Regions from separate parts of the Homo sapiens genome. Here all the other regions are linked to region 2. The links are chromatin contacts, found by Hi-C in ENCODE. All regions are on one chromosome and are shown on one strand. Each heading gives the region's core, a stretch centred on a gene start or an enhancer-like site at or near the end of the contact. The rest is flanking DNA. Distances are from core to core; before and after follow the strand shown. Region 1 holds the start of FLJ40288 (Putative uncharacterized protein FLJ40288). Region 2 overlaps EXOC4 (exocyst complex component 4). Region 3 holds the start of SLC35B4 (solute carrier family 35 member B4).

Region 1 (3,437 bases), core at 293-2,792, 790 kb after region 2:
CACTATTCTATGGGCTGGGATTCAGCCTTGAACAAAACAGACAAGTTGCTGACGTTTGAATGGGGGAAAGCAGACACTAAACAGCTAAACAAATGAGCCAGATAATCTTACCTATGAATAACAGTTATCTAGAAAGGAAAACTGCATGATGCTCAGGGAAGGTTTCTCTGGGACAGTGTGAATGGCAGGAAGCGGCAGCCTCGGCAAGATCTGCTGTTCAACTCAGTCCTTCAACAAAGGCAGCTCAATAGAGCAGCTGGACCCAGGTGTTGGCACTTCTGTTCCCTTCTCTTGCAGAGACCTGGAGTTTTCTTCCATGCTCTTGGAGGTGGTCTTTCACTCACCAGCTGCCTCACACCCTATCCCCCATCCAATCCCTCCTGCGGACTGTGGTGGCCTCCTTAGAGAGCTGCTGCCTGACACTCGCTCTTCAGAGTTGCCATTGTGTTCTTCCTGACCAGCCCTATCTGCATGAGCTATGGGACCGTGTGCTCTCGGCTGCCCCAGCCAACCTGGCCTTGCCTGTTTTGCAGTGATGTACCAGGCTGTCTGGGGATTCAGGCTCCATTGCTGGAGCTGTCCTTCACTCATCAGGTTCAGAGAGCTCAGAACCAGAAACCAGGAGACCTAGGTTCTCATCCTAACTTGCTATGTGACCTTGGTTAAGCCTGTCTGGACTCCCATCTATAAAATAAAAGGACTGCATTAGTGATTCTCTAACTGTTCTGTGGGACCCAGGTCTTTTCTCTCTGCAGAAGTGATTCGAATTTTATCCAAAAACTATTTTTATGGTTGTAATAGAAAAAACAAAACTCCAATGGTTTATATGCCAAATATCAACAGTTTAAAACCCAACATGTTAATTTGTTTTGCTAGGCAAACTCGTTTTTGCACAGATCTTAGACTAAATCTCTTATTGCCATCTGTGTGTGTGCATGTGTGCATATATATATATGTAAACTATTTATTAAAATGTCATTGATTTGGATGCTTGTAACTCAGCTCTTATCTGGGATGTCTGCACCTAATAAACAGTACCAGCAAGTGCATGACTACAGTGCATACGTTCCCTGAGCAACTCACCACCAGGTCTGTGCTAGCAGCATGTTCTCAGTGAACATTGTAATATAGGCTAGGCCTGGCTTTTTTTTTTTTTTTTTTTTTTTTTTTTTTTTTTTGTAGTTAAATGTTTTAGTTGGAAGGAACTTTAGATATACAGAAAAGTTGTCAAGACAGTAGACAGTTCCTATGTATTCTTCACCAGCCTCCCCTAATGTTAACCTTTTACATACCCCTCATCGCATTGGCAGAGCAGGGAAATTAACATTGGTACAGTACTGTTACCCAAATTACAGACTTCATTCAGATGTCACCAGCTCTTCTACTACTGTTCCCGGGTCCCCTCCAGGGTCCCACATGGCATTTAGTTGTCAGGTCTTCTTAGTCTCCTCCAGTCTGTGTTGGTTTTCCAGTCTTGTTTTTCATGACCTTGACACCTTAGAAGAGTGCGGGTCGTGTATTTTGTAGAATCCCCCTCAATTTGGGTCTGTCTGGTGGATTCTCATGATTAGACTGGGGTTATGCATTCCAGAACCCCAGTCTAATTGTGAGATGAGTTTCAATGCATTCCAGAACCCCAGTCTAATCATGAGATGCAGACCACATGGAGACCTTAATGCATGGAGATCTTGCCCACTAGTAGCGTGGCCCAGCGTTTTGGGACACAGCCCAATCAGACCAGTATTTCCCCTCTGGAGCTGGATTGAGGAGGGAACATGGGGACTGAAACCTTGAATGCTTCTGCTTTAATTACCCCGAAAAGGTAAAAAGCATTGGGCGGAGGAGCCCCCTCATTAGGGATCACTGGGGATACTGAGCAGCATTACTGTTGAGAGTGTGAAGGCAGAGGAAAGCTGAGATACAGCTCTTAGTGATGTCCCTTGGCTGAAGCCCCATGGGAAATGGCCAAATTCTATATTTTATGTCACTGAAAAATTGGTAAGAGTTGGAAAAAGGGAAGGTTCTGTAAGTCACTAGTCTCAGTAATCAGGAATTATTGATACTGTTGGAAATGGAAAGCGTTTCTGTGCTTAGAAGGACATACACGATGTGTGAGTGTGTAAGTGTATGCATATGTGTGTGTGACACAGTGTACATGAGTATATGTGTGACTGAATGTATGCATAAGTGTGTGTGTACGTGAGTGTATGTGTGAGTGCATATGTGTGTATATGTGTATATGACACTGAGTTTGTGAGTTTGTGTGTGTGCATGAGTGTATATGTGAGTATATATATGACTGTGTGTGTGTGAGTATATGTGTGTTTGTGGGTATATGACTGTGTGTTCATGAGTGTTTATGTGAGTATATATGTGACTGTGTGTGAATGTGTATGTAAGTGTATGAGTGTGAGTGTATGACAGTGTGTGTTCGTGAGTATATATGGAAGAATGTGGATGTGTGTGAGTGTATGTGTGTATATGATAGTGTGTGTTTATGAGTGTATATTTTGAGTGTATGTGTATGTGTGTGACTGTGTGTGTATATGTGTGTATATGATAGTGTTTGTGAGTGTATATGTATGTGTGTAATTGCTTGTGTGAATGTATGTGAGTATATTGTGACTGTGTGTGTTTGTGAGTGTGTATGTGAGTATATGTGTGACTGTGTGTATGTGAGTGTATGAGTGTGTATGTGTGTATGATAGCATGTGGGTGTTTGTGAGTGGATAACAGCATGTGTTTGTGAATGTATATGCATGTGTGTGACTGCATATGTGTGAGTATGTGAGTGTACGTGTGTATATGATAGCATGTGTTTTTGAGTGTATGGAAGTGTGTGTTCATGAATATACATGTGAGTATATGTGTGACTGTGTATGTAAGTGTGTGAGTGCATATGTGTATGATAGTGTGATTGTATGACAGTGTGTGCTTGAGAGTGTATATGTGCATGACTGCATGTGTGTGTGTATGTCAGTGTATGTGTGAGTGTATATGTGTGTATATGATAGCATGTGGGTGTTTGTGAATGTATGACAGTGTGGGTTTGTGAATGTATATATATGTGTGACTGCATGTCTGTGTGTATGTCAGTGTATGTGTGAGTGTATATGTGTGTATATGATAGCATGTGGGTGTTTGTGAATGTATGACTGTGGGTTTGTGAATGTATATATATGTGTGACTGCATGTGTGTAAGTCAGTGTATGTGTGAGTGTATATGCGTGTATATGATAGCATGTGGGTGTTTGTGAATGTATGACAGCATGTGTTTGTGAATGTATATGTGTGTGACTGCGTGTATGTGTGTATGTTGGTGTATGTGTGAGTGTATGTGTGTATATGATAGCATGTGGGTATTTGTGAGTGTATGACAGCGTGTGTTTGTATATGTGTGTGACTGCATGTGTGTGTATGTTGGTGTACGTGTGAAT
Region 2 (3,039 bases), core at 290-2,789:
AGGCCTGGATGATGGGAAGCAGAGGAGCTTAAGGGAATTCATGCACACACTTGTGGAGTCATTTACAATCAGTATGGAAACATCACAGAAAAACGGGGAAATAAAAGATGTGAAGTGGAAAAAAGATTAGATAATAAAATATCCTATCGATCTTAAAATGGTAACAAAGAAATATTACGGAAAATTTTAGTGGTGAAACCAATAGCACTGTTTTCCCATCCAGATGTGAGCTCCATGAGGTCACAGGCATTCTTCTTCATTGTCCAGCATTAGTCTGAAGTTTAGAGCAAATAGTAAGTGATCACCAGATAATCGAAAATGGGAAAAGACCATGAGCTAGAAAATGAATGCCACCAAACTTTTCCATTTCTTCTGAACAGAAAATTGTACCACAGGGAGCTTACAGTCCATTTTTTTCTCTCATAAATAATAGCAAAAGGTAAAATACTTAAACATCTGGTGGATAATCATAAGCCATAATCAGAATAAAAATCTAAAAACTCTAGTAACACAAATATAGTAAATTTGAGAAACTATAAGAGAAAAAAAGTAGAACACAAATATTAATTTGGGCAAATATTTTCAGTACTTTCTTTAAAATGAAATCCTCTAACATGTTTGGATAACACGCAAAATTTAAAAAGAAATCAAAAAATTTTAAAATGAGCCTTTACTATGACCATAATATATCTTAATGAATCATGGAAGTTTCTCCCATCCTCACACACTCCCACACAAACCCATCCATAGTCACTCAGATGTATTTTTTTTTTATCAGTTCATCCTCAATTTATAGACAGGGCAAACAGGTAAATTTATATAAAATTATATGCCTCCAGGAAATTGACACTAAGCTCATGGGAAAAGATCATAAGTTACTCTAAAGTAATTATCCACACAAGCAAAACAGAAGAAATGCATTTCCTACAAGCTAAAATAAAGGGGGAGGGTATGAAGATTTCATTTTTGGAGTTTTTTTGCATAGAACACAGTGCATTCCATATAGTGCACATTAATAACCATACACTGATTAAATCAAATTGAAAGCCACTGGCTCGTACACACGAAGGGTATGTGATGATACTTAAAGAGGCTGATTATTTCATAGGTCTGTCTTATTTCTTTGATCAGGTCCCCAAAACTGAAGTCTATGGTTCTAGGCTTTAGTAAAGAAGTATTATGCCAGTAGAGTATCCCATAAGATATGGATAATATTAGGGTTTTTTTTTTTTTTAACACCACACTGCCTTCACTCAGGAAAAGAGAGACAAAAAAGAGAAAAAGAGAAAGGTTCTAATTACTGGAAAGGAAGTTAGTTTCATCATTTATTAGTTTTGATGCCAAATGAAGAGGAAAGGAGAAAGCTATCTCAAAAAGAATATCATTTATATGAGTAATGATAGCTCTGGCCTAAAGAGGACAGTCAAATTCTAGATCTTCTCAGTCAGAGGGCAGAGCTCAGGGCACATAGGAGGGCAAGTACAGACATAGCAGCTGAAGAAGTCAGAAGGCAGTACAAGGAAGGCCCACGCCACTCTGGGTTTGATACAGTTCATATCGTTAGTTTGCATGGATGCCAAGAAAAACATCTTTCAAAAACAAGCCGGCTGATGCAAGATCACCAATTTCTTGAAATGAATAGCAAGAGCAAATTCTATCTCCTTTAAAAAAACAAAAAAAAAAAAACACTGAGATAATTCAAATTCTTTCCCCCTGCCCTTCCTTATGTGGCTCTAAGGAATAAAGGACAAGTAAGAACAAATTAAGAGGAAAAAAGAAACTAACCAAATATTTAATCACAAAAAATAAAAGAAAAAACCCACTTGCTTCAGTATCAAAAGAAACATATTCATTCACTTATCCATTCAGCACAATCTAGGTGGCAAAATAAACGGCAAAAACTTTACCCTCAACCTAGATACTTCTAGAAATTAACAGATCACTAGATAACGGAGCATTTTTCCCAGAAATGGATCTTCATGGAATAGCTAAAACTTAAGTAACACAAATACAGATGGATGGGACTAGGATAGAGAATTCTACAATAAAGGTGTTTTAGGTATCATTTGACTGCCATTGTTAACAGAAGAATACCTAATTTACCTGGCAGCCTGGACCACTAAGAATAGCAGAAACTAAGGAAGAGAGAATTAAGAAAAAAGGGACATTTCCAGGGGCAAAATGTCCTTATGTTATACAATCCATAGCTGAGAATTCATGTGCATGATGCCACAGAGTGCTTTCTGGTCGCTTATTCTACACACAATTCTAACCACCTTGGTTCTCTGCCTTTGCAGCTTATACCACAATAGTTGAGCAACTTAGCAAGAGGAGCTTGTCTGAAACAGACACGATCAATAGCTAGACATGATAACCTACCCCCAAAAAGCAAGGAAAAAAAAGACAGAGGGTATGAAGAGTGAACAAGTATGATTTTTTTTTTAATGGAAGTCTGGGACTGGTTCAGCACGATGGAACGTTGTCCGTGCCTTCACATGTGACAAGATGACCTCTGACGTATCACAATACATTCAATAAAGGGTAGTGTGCAAAAGTGCAACCAAAGCATCGATTAACCAGGTTCAAAATGACAGTCCTTCAGTCACCAGAAAAAGTCTGAATGTGCTCAGTATATTGTGACAAAAGGACCAAATCTGAGAAATGTATTTTATAAAATTTCCATTAAAGATGTTAAAATACAATCTTTAATGCTAAAAGGGGAGAGACTATTTTCTGGAAAATTAAGCCACACTGAAAATCAGATTCCTAGATGGTGCTAAATAAATTAGGCATCACCAGTCTTCTTTTTAAAGAGAATATCACACAATAGTTAGGAGTTTACTTACAATAAAGCAATCGGTCTCTATCAGAACAAAGATAGCCATTGAAGACAAAAAAGAGGAAGGATAAAGCTTTAATTACAAAAACAAAGAGACATATGGATTTATCTATTATGACAGCACAATCCTGAGGTCTGTATAAAAGGCACCTCATTTCAGTCCGGCACACAAGCTTTAAAAAATTGGTTAAACAAGCTCA
Region 3 (3,364 bases), core at 773-3,272, 880 kb before region 2:
CATGCTGCAGGCCTAGTGAATCAGAATCTGCATTTTAACAAGATCCCCAAGTGATTAACATGCACATTAAATTAATACTCACTGCAGTAGGTGAAGACAGAAATGTGGAGGAAGGAAGAAAGATACAGAACTCTTGCAAATATTACAGTACTCAGGCCATTTTTTTCTTGTGCAATCACTTAGACATGCTTGGGTTTTTATCTGAGATGTAATGAGAAATGTTTAGAACATCCTTTAAGGGCTTCCAAATTAGTGGCATATATGGAAAATGAAGGTCTGTGTGAAGAGAAATCACCTCTAATGAAATCCAGATGAAAATCCAGACCAGCTTCCTGTTGGCAGGATTATTGATAGTGGAGGTGGAGATATTATCATTGCTTCAGCCTCACTCCCAGATAGTCCACTTTACTTGGTCTGAGGTAGAACTGGTACTATTATATACCTGTATATATACCAGTTATATATATATATATATGTGTGTGTGTATATATGTGTATATGAATATAACTGGTATATATACGTGTATATATGTATATATAATTCATTGTTTAATGTGCCAGCACTGTGCAAACTCAAGACGGGTGCTCATTAAATACTGAATTTCACAGGTAGTAGGCTTTCTATTTATGTTAGTTCTTCTTCCTACTCACCTTTTTAAGGCAGCAGTTCTCAAATTCTAGAATGCATTAGAATTAGAACGTGGAGTGCTTGTTAAAAATACAAGTTTCTAGAACCCATACACAAGGATTTTGACTTGGTAGGTCTAAAGCGAGACCCAATAATCTGCACTCGATAACGAGTACTTCAGATGATTCCAATGTGATCTCCCAGTCACGGACTGGGAAAAAAGCATTCCAAACTATTTTGTAGATCTCGAGAAAGACTTCAGAATGTTCGTGTCTCACAGGAAATAGCAAAAACAATATAGCATTCCAAAATCCTACCTAGCTTTGTACCGTGTACTTTGCTATTGCTGTTGGATTCAATTACAACGGAAATATTTGATGTGGTAAAATACTGAGCAGTGATGCTAACCTTTTATAGTAGACACTGGGAAGCAGAAAGGAAGTGTAAACACGTTTCCCTTAAAAACTAGTCTTGCTGGGTGGATAAAGTGTGCATACCTATTTTACAAATAAAGAATAGTGCCGCACTAGCTTATGTACGTAATATGTGCTTAACAAACATTTGTTCATTGAGTAAGTAAGAGTCAAGTCGAATGGCTCAGATTGTAAGTGCTATGAGAATTCCACTGTAAGAAGAGGGAAGTATGCCTTCTTTTCACCATTAAAGATCTGATTGCTGATATTGGCATTTTTGCCAGTAGAAGAGCCTGGACGTTGGCAGTTTTCAAAGCCCCCAGGTGATTTGACTGCGCAGCTAAGTTTGAGAACCACGGAGGTAAAGGAAGGGAGTACCTTAAAGAGCTAGGATTAGGGATAATATCAATAGATCACCTTTAAGGCTGCACCTCAGCCTAATTAAATCAGAATCGCTGGGGGTGGGACTTGGCTATCAGTCATCTTTAAAGCTCTCCAAGTGATTCCAATGTACAGACGTGGTTGAGAGCCATTGCTTTACTTGAATTCTCAGTGGTTCTTAATCCTGGCAGCATAATAGAGTCACCAAAGATACATATATATATATCAGTTCAGGAAGCAGAGTTGTTTCAGATGCTAGAACACCTCCAACGAGCAGTCACAGCTCTGTAGTTCTAGTGCCGCCGCTGCCAGCAAGTTTGTTGTGACCCTGGCGGCCGAGTTACTTTCAGCGCTCTGGGCGGTCTCGCAAGAAACACTGACGCTTTGGGACTTCATTTCCCAGCAAGACCCGCGGCCGCCTATCGCGCGAGTCATGCCGGGCACCTCGTCCCCCTGTCCTCTCTGGCGGAGCTGCCTGGCGGAAGCGGGAACGTCGCATCCTGAGGTAAAGGTGCACGGCATCCTGGGACATGTAGTCTGGCCGGGGCTCGGACGCCCCCTCGGATGAATGGGACCGAAGCTGACTGCGAACTACAGCTTCTTGGCAGCGTCGGTGTTGGCCGCGGGAGAAGGGGAGACCGCGGCGGCCCCCAGTGAGAGCGGCTTTCCAGGACGGTGCGATGTGCTGCGCAGCGAAGAGGCAGGAGGCCGGCTTCCTGGGGTAGCGGTACAGGCGGGCGCTTACTCTGTGCGCTTGCTTCCCCAACCCTGCACCGGCCATGCGCCCGGCCTTGGCGGTGGGCCTGGTGTTCGCAGGCTGCTGCAGTAACGTGATCTTCCTAGAGCTCCTGGCCCGGTGAGTGACCCGCTCGGGCCGCACCCGGTCTCCCGGGGCGGGGCGGAGGAAGCCAGAGGAGAGGTCCCCCCGGGACGCGCCCACGCCCTGTCCCCACCCCGCCGCCCACGGAGCCCGGGGCAGGACGGCCTGAGCCCCCCAGCAATCCGTCCTGTCTGGGCAGCCTGGGACCCCGCTGAGTCCGCTGCTTCCCAAAACTGCGCACCGGCGGCAGTCCCGCCTAACAGTTTCAAAGCATTCCTGCGAGGGGAAGACTCAGGGTGTTGCTGTCGTCACCCCTTTTCCACACTCGGGGGGTATTGAAGTCTGAAGAGTTTTTCACATGACCAGTCCAAGGTCGGCAGAGAGCTAGTGTCAGAACCAAGGTTCCTTCACCAAACCACTCTCTCTTCCTTCCCATCCAACTCTAGCTCTTTTTTCGATCCTGTTAAATGGCACAGGCTGGACTTGAGCAAAGGTTTTTGACTTGTAAAGCAGTCTGACTTTGTACATACTGCAAAGAAAGTTTTATTTTTATTACGGCATCCTGCAAAGCATTTGCTTTATTGGCCTTGGAAATGGTTATGAGTACTTTGCCCAAACATACATAAATGATGCGGTAGAACAGATTTTTATGTAGAAGATCAGTCCACGTGACCCGAGAGTGCTCTTTGAGGTGGCTTGCAAAAAGACAAAAAAAAAAGCAAGTAGAAGATTGGTCCAAGTGACCTGAGAGGGCTCTTTGAGGTCACTTTGAATGTGCAAAGTTCAGTGGATAGAAGCTATAACAGAAGAGACAACAGGTGGTGTGGAAAAGCCTCCAGGACTAAAAAGCTGGGTTGTGAATTTCACTCTTGGCTCCGTCGTCCACTGGCTGTGTAGCCCTTCAAGTCACTTAGCCTCTCTTGGGCTCCTTTTCCTGGCAGTAAAACAATACCTATAGTGTTCTCTAGCTCGTGTTTCTGAATCTATACATTACAAGTTGAGTATCCTTCATTTGAAATGCTTGGGAACGGGTGTTATTTGGTGTTTTTTGTTTTTTGTTTTTTTTTTGGATTTGGGAGTATTTGCATATACATAATGAGATATTTTACGGATGGTACCCAAA

Evidence for each region. Hi-C counts contacts between places; a loop is a spot of excess contacts on that map. Pooled maps may share reads with other maps.
Region 1: a loop to region 2 is called in a map with no recorded cell type, with 4 times the contacts of the local background. The contact joins the promoter of FLJ40288 here to the enhancer-like site in region 2. A Hi-C loop is called at or near these places in 1 of 168 maps with a recorded cell type or tissue (HCT116), 2 of 37 single-sample maps with no recorded cell type and 8 of 50 pooled maps.
Region 3: a loop to region 2 is called in a map with no recorded cell type, with 2.2 times the contacts of the local background. The contact joins the promoter of SLC35B4 here to the enhancer-like site in region 2. A Hi-C loop is called at or near these places in 1 of 168 maps with a recorded cell type or tissue (endothelial cell of umbilical vein), 2 of 37 single-sample maps with no recorded cell type and 4 of 50 pooled maps.

Annotation. Positions count from the first base shown.
Region 1 is chr7:132,646,899-132,650,335 of GRCh38, reverse strand. It overlaps FLJ40288 (Putative uncharacterized protein FLJ40288), which reads right to left and starts at 1,542. Exons shown (of 5, transcript NR_046323.1): 1 at 1,293-1,542. It also overlaps a transcript of PLXNA4 not described here.
Region 2 is chr7:133,434,696-133,437,734 of GRCh38, reverse strand. All of the region lies in intron 7 of EXOC4 (exocyst complex component 4), which reads right to left. Among named protein-coding and RNA genes, the nearest start is that of MIR6133, 150 kb to the right of the region's middle. Within about 2 kb of position 1,539, at least 4 of the 41 ENCODE cell types and tissues checked have a DNase peak (open chromatin) inside an H3K27ac peak, as active enhancers do.
Region 3 is chr7:134,315,588-134,318,951 of GRCh38, reverse strand. SLC35B4 (solute carrier family 35 member B4) reads left to right here and starts at 2,022. Exons shown (of 10, transcript NM_032826.5): 1 at 2,022-2,277. The coding sequence starts at 2,201. RefSeq lists an enhancer at 1,502-2,231 and a silencer at 2,312-2,481.